Regions from separate parts of the Homo sapiens genome. Here region 1 is linked to region 2. Evidence: chromatin loops called from intact Hi-C (ENCODE). Cell type or tissue: prostate gland. All regions are shown on one strand. Each heading gives the region's core, and the rest is flanking DNA. Links, peaks and the distances in the headings are about the cores only.

What was found. A loop is a pair of places that touch in the nucleus more often than their neighbours do. Peaks named below come from ENCODE experiments on the same cell type or tissue, not always from the same donor. Only the 100,000 strongest peaks of a DNase experiment are listed, where the experiment ranks them.
Region 1: it touches region 2 in a loop (4-fold over the local background); 18 of 110 quality-filtered maps call a loop at or near these places.

Annotation. Positions count from the first base shown.
Region 1 is chr2:198,306,687-198,312,308 of GRCh38, reverse strand. All of the region lies in intron 2 of LINC01923 (long intergenic non-protein coding RNA 1923), which reads left to right. Among named protein-coding and RNA genes, the nearest start is that of LINC01923, 66 kb to the left of the region's middle. RefSeq lists a silencer at 2,310-2,604. In prostate gland, for the core only: a CTCF peak has its summit at 2,417 (motif pointing left); a DNase peak (open chromatin) is centred at 2,455.
Region 2 is chr2:199,848,957-199,854,578 of GRCh38, reverse strand. It overlaps FTCDNL1 (formiminotransferase cyclodeaminase N-terminal like), which reads left to right and starts at 3,387. Exons shown (of 5, transcript NM_001363886.2): 1 at 3,387-3,839; 2 at 5,610-5,622. The coding sequence starts at 5,617. RefSeq lists an enhancer at 2,921-3,495 and a silencer at 3,327-3,606. In prostate gland, for the core only: a CTCF peak has its summit at 3,183 (motif pointing left); DNase peaks (open chromatin) are centred at 3,358 and 3,828; H3K4me3 peaks cover 1,455 bases.

The DNA.
Region 1 (5,622 bases), core at 345-5,344, 1.5 Mb after region 2:
CCCCTGTAAGGCAGTGTAGGTGGAAGCTCTCCCATGAGCCCAGCCTTCTGACCCACTTTCAGCTGGTCAACCCAGGAGACCTCACTTTGTCTTCTTGTGGCCAGAAATTCATCCTGAAATAGAGCAATTCTGAAAATGGGAGACTCTGATTTTTAACTGCCCCTGCCGGCCTCTGTGCTAGAGTTTTGCAGACCCCGTACAAGTTGTCCGATTGCAAAGAACTCAGTTATTGCAGCCTAAGTGAGGGGTGGGCACAGCAGCAGAAGTGTTGGGGCAGGGATGCCAGGGCAGAAGAAATTGCACTGTGAACAGGGCGACAGCTTATAATTGAGTTAAATGTATTATCTTTAAGCGGTTGAAGTCTGAAAGGCAAATTAACCTAAGAAGCCCTCCATAACCATTATGGTGGGGTAAAAAGCAGATCACTCTAGGTAGGAAGGGTTTCATCAGAGGCCAGGAAAACTAGATGATTGGCCATTATGTGTAAATTGGAATCTGTTTTCACAATAATCAACTTGTTAATTTTCAATGAAATTATTTCAAAGAAATTTTAGCATTTCCTGAACTCTCTTTATTTGCTTCTATCCTTTTCTTTCACCAGATGGACATAATGTCAATGTTTAAAAGGAAGTATTTATGCCTTTCTTTCAACAGTTAATTATTACCTGTCAGGCAGCTGAAGATATCAGGCAAGGCTAAGCAAAGTAAAATGTGTCACTTTTCCAGGCAGAAATTCACCCACTCAACAAATGTATATTGAGTACCTGATGTGTGCAGGGCACAGAGCTTGTTTCACTGAAAGCTGGTCAGTAAACTCAGAAAGAGAGAGAGCCCATTGCCCTCCACCATTCTAAACTTACACAAGCAAGGAACCAAGATGTTATGGATTGGACTGTGTCTCCCCAAAATGTATCTGTTGAAGCGCTAACCTTCATTATCTAAGAATAAGACCATATGTGGAGATAAAGCAGGGGTCCCTAAACCACTTCCCACCCCTCCCTACCACAGACCAGTACCAGTGTGTGGCCAGTTAGGAACCGAGCTGCACAACAGGAGGTGAGCAGCTAGCAAAGTGTCATCTGTATTTACAGCGGCTCCCCATTGTTTGCATTACCGCCTGAGCTCCTCCTCCTGTCAGATCAGCAGCAGCATTAGATTCTCAGAGGAGTGCCAACCCTATTGTGAACTGCGCATGTGAGGGATCCAGGTTGTGTGCTCCTTTTGAGAATCTAATGACTGATGATCTGTCACTGTCTCCCATCACCCCCCAGATGGGACCATCTACTTGCAGGAAAACAAGCTCAGGGCTCCCACTGATTCTATGTTATGGTGAGTTGTATAATTATTTCTTTATATATTACAATGTAATAATAGAAATAAAGTGCACAATAAATGTAATATGCTTGAATCATCCCCAAACCATCCCCTCCCACCCCACCCATTTGTGGAAAAATTTTCTGCCACAGAACCAGTCCCTGGTGCCAAAAAGGTTGGAGACCACTGAGTTAGAGCCTTTAAAGAAGTGTTTAAGTTAAAATAAGGCCTTTAGGGTAGGCCCTTATTCAATCTCCCTGGTGTCCTCATAAGAGGAGGAAATTTGGACATGTGAAGACATGCCAGGATTCCGTGCGCACTGAGAAAAGACCACGTGAGGGTATCATAAGAAGATGGGCATCTACAAGCCACGGAGAGCGGCCTCAAGAGAAACCAATCTTGCTGACACCTTGATCTTGCACTTCTGGCCTCCAGAACTGTGGGAAGATAAATGCTATTTATTTAAATAGCATTGTTTAAGCCACCCATTTTGGCTTATTTTGTGATGACAAAAGTATTTCTTTATAGCAGCCCTAGCAAAATAACATATAAGCCAAACATTTATAGGACCAAAATGACTTAGTTCTTCCTCATGCACGGCAAACTCTAGTTCCTTCAGTTATCATTTTGTGTCCTCTTTTTTCTGGAAGTCTCAGCCCTAAATTAGTCCCTGAATCCTCTAGACAAAAACTCACTACTCTTTTCCTGTAACAAAGGAATTTGTATGTATGGGTATGTGTGTGTGTGTGTGTGTGTGTGTGTGTGTGGTAAATATCCCATAATCAAAAACTGTTTCCTAGTGAGTTACAGAGACAAAATGCTTGAAAAAGTATGTGCCATCTTGTTACATTCTCTTAATTCTCTTTAGAGTGAGTACAATAAAGTAAAACTTCATTATATCATGGAATATAGTTTGTACAAAATAGTACTACTTCTACATTGAAAGATTAGTTCTGCCTGGATCCAGTACACATGTCATATTTCTGGAAAGTCATTTGACACGAATCAGTCTAAAAAATAAAACAAGCAGGTGCATAATATATTACCCAGAATAAAATAAACATGGCTTCATTTGTAAGTGCCAGAGTATTCGTCCATTAAATCTCCATCAGCTACTGCATCTTTGGCGCCCTCTTGTGTCCATTTTGGGATAGGTTTTTTTCGTGGAATTTGCGAGCCATTCACCCCACGGCATCTCTAATTCAATCCCTCAAAAATGCAAGCGAGCACTCGATAGAAATCAATCTCTCCTTTGTCTACATAAATTATACCAATTGTAAAAATACTATTTGGTTAAAATATATATTATAAGGTTTCAAATTTTAAGTAAACATTTCTATACCCATTTGACTTCCTGAATATTTGAGCTTTTTTCTGTAGATTATTATAGAGAAAAGTTTTTTCTCTTGCTTTTATAGTTAATAGGTATTCATATTTATTTGTTGATCCTTCAGCATTTTAGTTCTAAAATGTAGGTCCCTTAGGTATCCTTTAAAAATTAATTTTTAACTCAGATTTCCACTGAAAAATATTATGTAAAACATTTTTACAAATCAAACCATAAAGCATGTTCTCTGCCATGACTATATCTGTACAGTTTTGTTTGAGATACCAATTGTTAATACCATCATTGCTATTTCCACCAAAAAGATGAATAAATATAAGCAAATTCCCAAAACATGACTTCATGCAGATTAGCTTAGTACATTGGTGATTACAGTACAAAGGTCACATTGCGTGTTAAAGTTAATTTCCCCAATTCTGATCTAATAAGGCATCCACCTTGGTTATTTCCTTGTTTTGTATAGATATCATAAAATATGAATTGGCATCTATATCACAAATCATCTGGGCCTATCCCTATTTCTCATTACTAACATTTAGTTCAAATACCATTCATCAAAATCTAACCACCCAATTTACATTTATACTGTATTCAGATAAATAACCATGTTCATCTGGGGCATGGGCTTTATTTCTCCTGAAGGCATAATTAGGGCCAGGCGTGGTGGCTCATGCCTGTAATACAGCACTTTGGGAGGCTAAGGTGGGAGGATGGCTTGAGCCCAGGTCAAGGCTGCAGTGAGTCATGATTGTGCCACTGCACTCCAACCTGGGCAACAGAGTGAGACCCTGTGTCTCAAGAAAAATTAAAAAATTTAAAAATAAAGGCATCATTAAATTCCCCAAGTAAATTCATTAAAATTTACTCCGTAGGCAAGGGACTGGCAAACTGACAAATAAGGACTATTTCAGAAGTTTCCAAAAGATGCAAGGCAAAATAAATACCTCATAAGTCATCAGCGAGATGGACAACTGTTGAGAACAAACAGAAGCAACTTTACGCTGGAATCAGCAAAAGCTGCTGTGAGGTAGAACAAGAACGTTTGACAGCAAAGTGTGCACCAGCCAGGGACCTTGGACAGATCATCACCAGCAAAACAGGGATAATTCTTACTGTATCCATTGTTAATGGGATAGCACATAAGAAATACTTAAAGAAAAGGGTATGAGTAAAAAGATGCATTTAATGAATTAATGCAGTTTAGATATTTAATATAGGGTTAGAAGCAAATATACAAATAATGCTTTTATTCTTAGAAAACATCTTTATTCTTTCAGACTCTGAGAATTAGTCTAAAGTTGCAGATAAGTACAAAATTACAAACACAAAGCCAGAATTCACCTTTTTGTGGGGGAACATGGGAAGAAGGTAAAGCAAAGTGTCTGTGATTTTGTATCAACCTGGTTAGGCCACAGTGCCCATTTGTTTGGTCAAACATTAGTCTAAATGTAGCTGCAAAGGTTTTTTTTTTTAAATAAACTTTGAATGAAGCAGATTAACCTCCATAATGTGGCCGAGTCTTATTTAATCAGTTGAAGGCCTGAATTCTACAGCAGATTTTGAAAATGCCAATATTCATAACGGCATGAGCCAATTCCTTATAATAAATATTTCTTACACACACTCTCTTTCTCTCCACACACATACACAACACACACACTCACACACACATCCTTTTGGCTTTGTTTCTCTGGAGAACCCTGGCATACGTAATCCATATGTTTTATAAATATTATATATATTTATATTTATATATATATCTTACACATACTCTGTATGCATATATATGGATGCATGTGTGTATTTCTCATAGAACAAGGTCAAAAGTATCCTTGACAAGGGTACTTTTATAAATAGGTTATAGCGTTCTGGCAAAGCGGGAATTAGTTGAGGATTAAGATGTTACAACCTTCTCCAGGCCTGAATGAAACTATGGCCTGAGATTTTCTAATTCCGCAGGAGCTTGCCTCACCCTAACCTCACTGCAAGGTACCAGGTGGGTCATGCACCCCTCATTACACTGAATCTGCCCCTCCTCCCCTCTCTACTGTCACTCTCTAGCCTGTGACCTCCTTTGCCTATGACAGTGTCCTCTCTGGTCAGCCTTATTCCAGTCCTCCCCACACCCTTCTCCCCAGTGCAACCACCACCTTCTCGCCAGAGGAATCAAATCACATCACTCCCTTAAACCTTTGGGTGGCTGTCACTATGCCTCCCCTTTGTCACTGTCATTCTTTTAAAACATAATTACTTGTATTTCCTCAACCACACCCCCATTGTGTACTACTACACGCCTTTACAGAAGTGGCTACCGCTTCTTGGAATGGTCTCCTCTTGTCTTCTCTTCTCCTTCTCATGCAAATCCAGTACAAGCATTGCTGCGTCTGAAAGCCTTCCCAGCCAACCCCTCACAGCAGAATTCACCACTGCCTCTTCCAGGAGGCTGCTTTGCATTGCATCCTGTGATAATAATCAGCCCCTAGTTGATTCATCTTTGCCTACCAAGCACATGGCCCAGTGCCTGGCACACAGTGGGCCCTTGCAGAGTGATTACTTGAGAGAAGTGAATTGAATTCACCAGATGCCTAGGTGCAAGCTGCCATCCTGACTACCTATTAGTGAGAGGGCTGCAGGGGGTGGGGAAGGTGTCTGTTCACATCCCTAGCTGGAGCCAAGGAAAAGATCTTCCATCTTTCCTTGAGGAGTGGTCAGAAAATCTAAAGTTAATGATCTGGTGCCTGCCTGGCTGGGACAAGGGTCACAGGAAGGCTGTGCCTGGGGAGTGTGTAGGGCTGGAATTAGGGGATAAGAAAGAAGACAGGATATCCTGGACTGACAGAGGAAGTGAACTCAAGAAAAACAGAGGCCATCAGGCCTGAGTTTTTGAGAGAAAGATCTGGAGTAACGGAGAACCTGGGAAGTGGTAGCACAAAATAATGGTGATGATAACAGCAGCCATAAGC
Region 2 (5,622 bases), core at 233-5,232:
TTCTTTTCTTTTCTTTTTTTTTTGAGATGGAGTCTCGCTCTGTTGCCCAGGCTGGAGTACAGTGGTGTAATCTTGGCTCACTGCAAAGCTCCACCTCCTGGGTTCACGCCATTCTCCTGCCTCAGCCTCCTGAGTAGCTGGGACTACAGGCGCCCGCCACCATGCCTGGCTAATTTTTTGTATATTTAGTAGAGACAGGGTTTCACTGTGTTAGCCAGGATGGTCTCGATCTCCTGACCTTGTGATCTGCTCACCTCGGCCTCCCAAAGTGCTGGGATTACAGGCGTGAGCCACTGCGCCCAGCTCTTTTTTTTTTTGAGACAGAGTCTTGCTCTGTCACCCAGGCTGGAGGGCAGTGGCACAATCTTGGCTCACTGCAACCTCCACCTCCCAGGTTCAAGTGATTCTCATGCTTCAGCCTCCTGAGTAGCTGGGATCACAGGCATGCAGCACCATACCTGGCCAAGTTTTGTATTTTTAGTAGAGACAGGGTTTCACCATGGTGGCCAGGCTGGGCTCAAACTCCTGACCTCAAGTGATCTGCCTGCCTTGGCCTCCTTAAAGTGCTGGGATTACAGGTGTGAGCCACTGCGCCTGGCTTGCCTTCTTTTGAAATAAATTGGCTGTCTCCTATCTATGGAGGTCTAGAAACTCTTGAACAGAGTATGAATTATATGTCTCCACTGGCCTGGAAATTTCTATCCTTGACATTGTTGGTTTTGTTGCCCATTTTGTGGGGCAGAAGAAAGGATGCAGGCAGGGCGGAGTGGCACAGTTTCCTCTCAGGCCTACAATCAGAAACAGGTTGGCACAAGCGGACAATCCCAGGGCCAGGATCAGGGTGAGGTCAGTGAGGCTGAGTTGAGAGGCAAGTGCAGGGTCGGATCCTGTCTTTACTTAAGATTTTGATATTTTGTTCACCACATTTCTTTTCTGCATTAATTTTTATTTTAAAAAATGTCGCATCCCTGAGTTTTTTGGCACCTACTTACATTTTGTGCCCAGGGTGAACGCCTCACTGACCTTACCTTCATCCTGGCCCTGCTCAACCAACACCTGGGCTGTGGGCTCAGGTAGATCTGTGAGGCCACAGTGAGCACAGCCTCTCCCTTTTACCCTCTTCAGCTCAGTTGGGTCAGGAAAGTCTCCTACAAGAACTAAGTTCTCCCTGCTTGCAAAAACGAAAACAAAGGGTAAAGAAAAGTGTCCTCTTTGTCTAACAGGAAGCCAATGGGAGTGTTACAGAACAGCAGTTGTCGTAGATAGAACTGACCCATGGGAGTTTCAGTTGCTCTATTCCAGGGCTTATATCTTTCTGGACAGGAACCATAATGAGCAAAAGAACTAATGCCCACAAGGTGAATTTAGCAGAAGAATCAAGGAGTCAGAATAATACATTAATTCAAAAAGTAGGAAGACTCCCTCCAAAGAATGCTAAGTTAAATAAAAATGAGAGACTTAAGATGCACACAGAAATGTGACATAAAGCTCTTTTATGTAGTGAAATGGGCAGGAGTACATGCGGTACACCTAAAGTAACCGATGGTAACTTTCCATTCTTGAAGAGAACAAAATAATACTTTCAATCGTATCGCTAAACTTCTCATGGGACAGGTTGGTATGTGTCTCCTTGTATTTTCCAAAAATACATGCTTACCCTCCTCAGGCAGGGGCCGGATGCTGCCCCCCACAAAGAACACTGGGGCCCTGCTTTCTCTCCATTTGGGTTTGAAGTGAGTAGAGTGGAGAAAGGGATGCTTTCAGAAATGTTATCTTACTTAATGCCCCCATAGCCTGTAGCTCCGTAAGGAACAGTCTCTCGGGAGAAAGAGAGGATTAGGAGCTGTGGGGGGAAAAGCTTTCCTTCTGGCAGTTTCTACAGCTAGAACCATGAAGCCCCCAGGTGTCACACTGTTTTCTCTGGAGAAATATTATAAGATTAGATGTAATGTTATTACGCTGTCTCATTTGGCAAGTAGTATCATTATCCGATTGTTTGGAAAGGTGAAATACAGGGGATTCTGGTTCTTTGCCCTACCATGGAAGGAACATTTGGACACCACATTACTTTTTTTGGAAAACGGAAGCTAAAGCTAGAGGCCAAAAAAGCTCTCAAAAGAGAAGATGAAGAAAGTTAGGAATATTGGTCTGATTAAAAAGCTCTCAAAATTATCTAGTGAATGCTGACATTAGATAGGTATTGGTCTTTAGGTAATAACATGGGTATGTATCTACTTTATGCACTTCTATGCAGATTTAGTAGAAAAAAATACCTAAATATATATTTAATTCCATAGGATCCCAGTGCATTTTGAGGATTTAAACAGATAAGCCAACCTCAAAGGGACTGATTCTTGCAACTAAAACACAGACACCTCTGGGGTGAAATGTGGCAACAGTTTGACAGGCATAGCAGTAGCTTAGGCCAGAAAGGATTTATCCAATTAAAATTATGGGATGAATTTTGGCTGGCAGAATGTAATTACCAGCCTTGGAATGGATCCAGGATCCTGAGGTTAACACCCCTCCTCTTGCCAACAACCCTCCTACCTGCCAACACTCCGAGATGGAGAAGGCTGGATCTGACATAATCGCACATAATACTGTTGTGACATCTAAGTACAATGATGATGATGTGAGAAGCATCATGAACCTGATTTTTTTTAACACTCATTATGTTACTTATTTTTATGCCACATTAGGCTAGAAACCAAATGTCCACATAAATGTTAATTTCCTCAAATCTGTGTTTAAAAATTATAATTAGAAAATAAAAAATAGATTTAAAAATTAATTTATTCCGTCAAAGTAGTTATTTAGTGATTATTTCACTACAGGAACAAAATTGGATCAAAATGGTGACATTTAATCCTTGCTACACGAAAAAAAAAAAAGCAGGTCCTGATTTTTTGGAAGCGAAATGTGTTTTCAAGGTTGAGTGGCCTAGAAAAAAAGGAAATGCGGAAGCCTGATTCATATTCGTTGTAACTTTGACTAAATGGGTATGCGCAAGGACTGCTTTTGTCCCGGGGTGGGTCCAGTTCACAGTCACGGGGGGCACTAATCCTCCAGGAGGGGATTTACCAGAAGGGTGTGTGTGAGTGCGTGTGTCCCTTCCAAGGAAACGAGAGAAGAGCCCCCTGCTGGTGCATGATCAATAGGCAAAGACCTGATCATTAGATGCCAATGCCCCTTTAAAGTCATTAATTGACTAGAGAATTGTGGAGGGTCTGGCGATACGGAAGAGCAAACGAAAAGGCAACACTGATAAAAATCTGAAGCGTTCAAGGACGCCAGGCACGTGGTGCCGGGTCAGGGAGGGAGAGGCAGAGCCAGCCCGGTCGGTGTGCGGCTGGGGTGGGGCGCGCTCCGGGCGTCCGGGAGGCGGAGCCGGCGGCAGACGCTGCGCGCGGGCCACGCGCGGCGGCGGAGGCTGCGCGCGGGCCACGCGCGGCGGCGACTTGGGCTGGGCGGTCGCCCTGCCCCACCGCCCTTCGGCGCTCGCAGGTCCGCTCCCCTCCCAAACCGCAGAGCGGCAGGCGCGGCCGCTGGTTCGAGAGCTCGGCCGGGGCAGCGCAGCCGCCGGCTGCCCCTCGCTCCCAGGCGCCACAACCCCGCGCCCTCGCCGCTGCTGCGTCCCGCGAGACCTGTGGGGAGGCCGGGAGTCACTTCGGGTTCCCTTTCAGCCCACGTGGTCCTGGGACACTCCACCCAGGAACCTAGTCGGCACCGCGCAGGGAATCCCAGCAGCGGGGTTCTGGCCCCAGCACGCGTTGCGGCAGCCTGGCGAGCGTCCTTGCGGCCTCCAAGTGCCGGTGGGGTGCGTGCGCAGGGGGCAGGTGAACTGCTGCACTTTGCACTTGCTAGGCTAGGTTCTCCGCGGGTGGGGAGGCGCGGGGGCGGGGGACGGCCGAGTGTTTAATCTATCACCAGAGGTCATCCAATGGTAATTGAAGGATGAGCTGGGAGGACTAGGATCTCCCTGTCCCAAACACAGAGTGTTTTGGGGGGCTTGCGTTTGGGTCACTTTCTGAGCCTGGTACTGCCGCTCATTTCAGCTTCGCTGTGAAGGTGAATTTTTCTAACACCATCTTTGTGTGATTTAGCTGTCCACAGGGAATCAAAATGTGGAATGAGAGGATGAAACTAATCCTTTCTTTTGCACTGTTAGGGGTTGCCATAAACACCATTTGTTAAAAAGCATAATTATGTTGGGAAAGTGCCTGATGAGACAATTAAGCTGCATAAACACACTGAAAACAAATGAAAACCAGAAGACGCCCACACCCCTTGTGTAAAGCAATTTTTTGTTTACATAGAAACGAGAGGTCTGGGTTGCTTTATTACAACAATGTTATTAATATCTAGAAAAACCTAATGACAGAATTTTTATGAATTTTCAGTGATGAGATGATGGACATGATATGAAAACCTGCCTGCAAACCTGAGCTAGCTACGAAGCCTGAGCTCTCTCTAGGTTAAGATGATTAGGCCAACGAATGATCCTGGCGAACAAGCCAGTGGATTTATTGAGGGAGAGCACCATTATTTGCACCAGAGCACTTTTAGCTTAAACTCTAAAGTTTAACGCGTGTCTCAGAGTTAGACCACTGTGGTTGGTATCCCTCACACAGGGAACAGTGGTTGGTATCCCTCACACAGGGAACATTACCTGTCAGAAAAAGACCCTCATTAAATATTTGTTGAATGAATTCATGAGGGCCTCATCTATTTTTAGTTATGGTATTTAAAAGAGACCAAAGTTATGAGGTCCTGAACTTGAAGAGGGAAATTATTTTCTTATTATTTTAAGATGTTTTAATTCCTTTAGATCATGAATATCATTTGAAGTATGGAAAGATGTGTCAAAAATGCTATTCTAGAGTACTAAAAAGTATCAAAGCAACCTCCAAAACCTGTATAATTAATTTTCAACAAAAATCACATTTTTGATATTATTGAATAATATGTATCAGAATATGTATCATCTTTCAAGTTACAGAATTTTGTAAAAAGACTTTAAACTGATTTAGAAACTTTGGTGGAACAAGGAGGAACTTAGACAATTGTCATGTAAACCATCCAAATGGCTTCCTTATTTATTTGTATAATGTCCATGGCATGGCCTGTAGACACTTTCATTTTTGCTGCAAGAATTTCTTTTATAAGAATCCACATATTAAATAATCTTCCTCATTTTCTTTTTCTGCATTTCCCCACTAAGTCTAGTTTAACAACAAAAAAAACATACCTGTTTGTAAAATAGTACAGACCTTGAAAACAGGGATAAGGCTAAGGAAAACTATGCTTAAAATGGGATAACATACTTTAATGAAAAACTTTCACTTACATGATGAAATTCACGCTGAGGACCCTGCCAGGTATTTTCCAGTGTCGTTACAAGGTTTATATGTATGTGACCATGTACACATGGTTTCTTATTTTAGTCAATCTGGAGATTTTATGCTTTAGAATTTTTCTAGGAATGAAATAGTAAAGTGCTCATATTATGACTGCTTCGTTTCCAAAAAGTTATGATTTTTTTATAGTTAAAACATGAAAATATGAATCAACTCTAGAGACACATAAAAATTTTTCTCCTATTCCAGAAAAATCATGTCT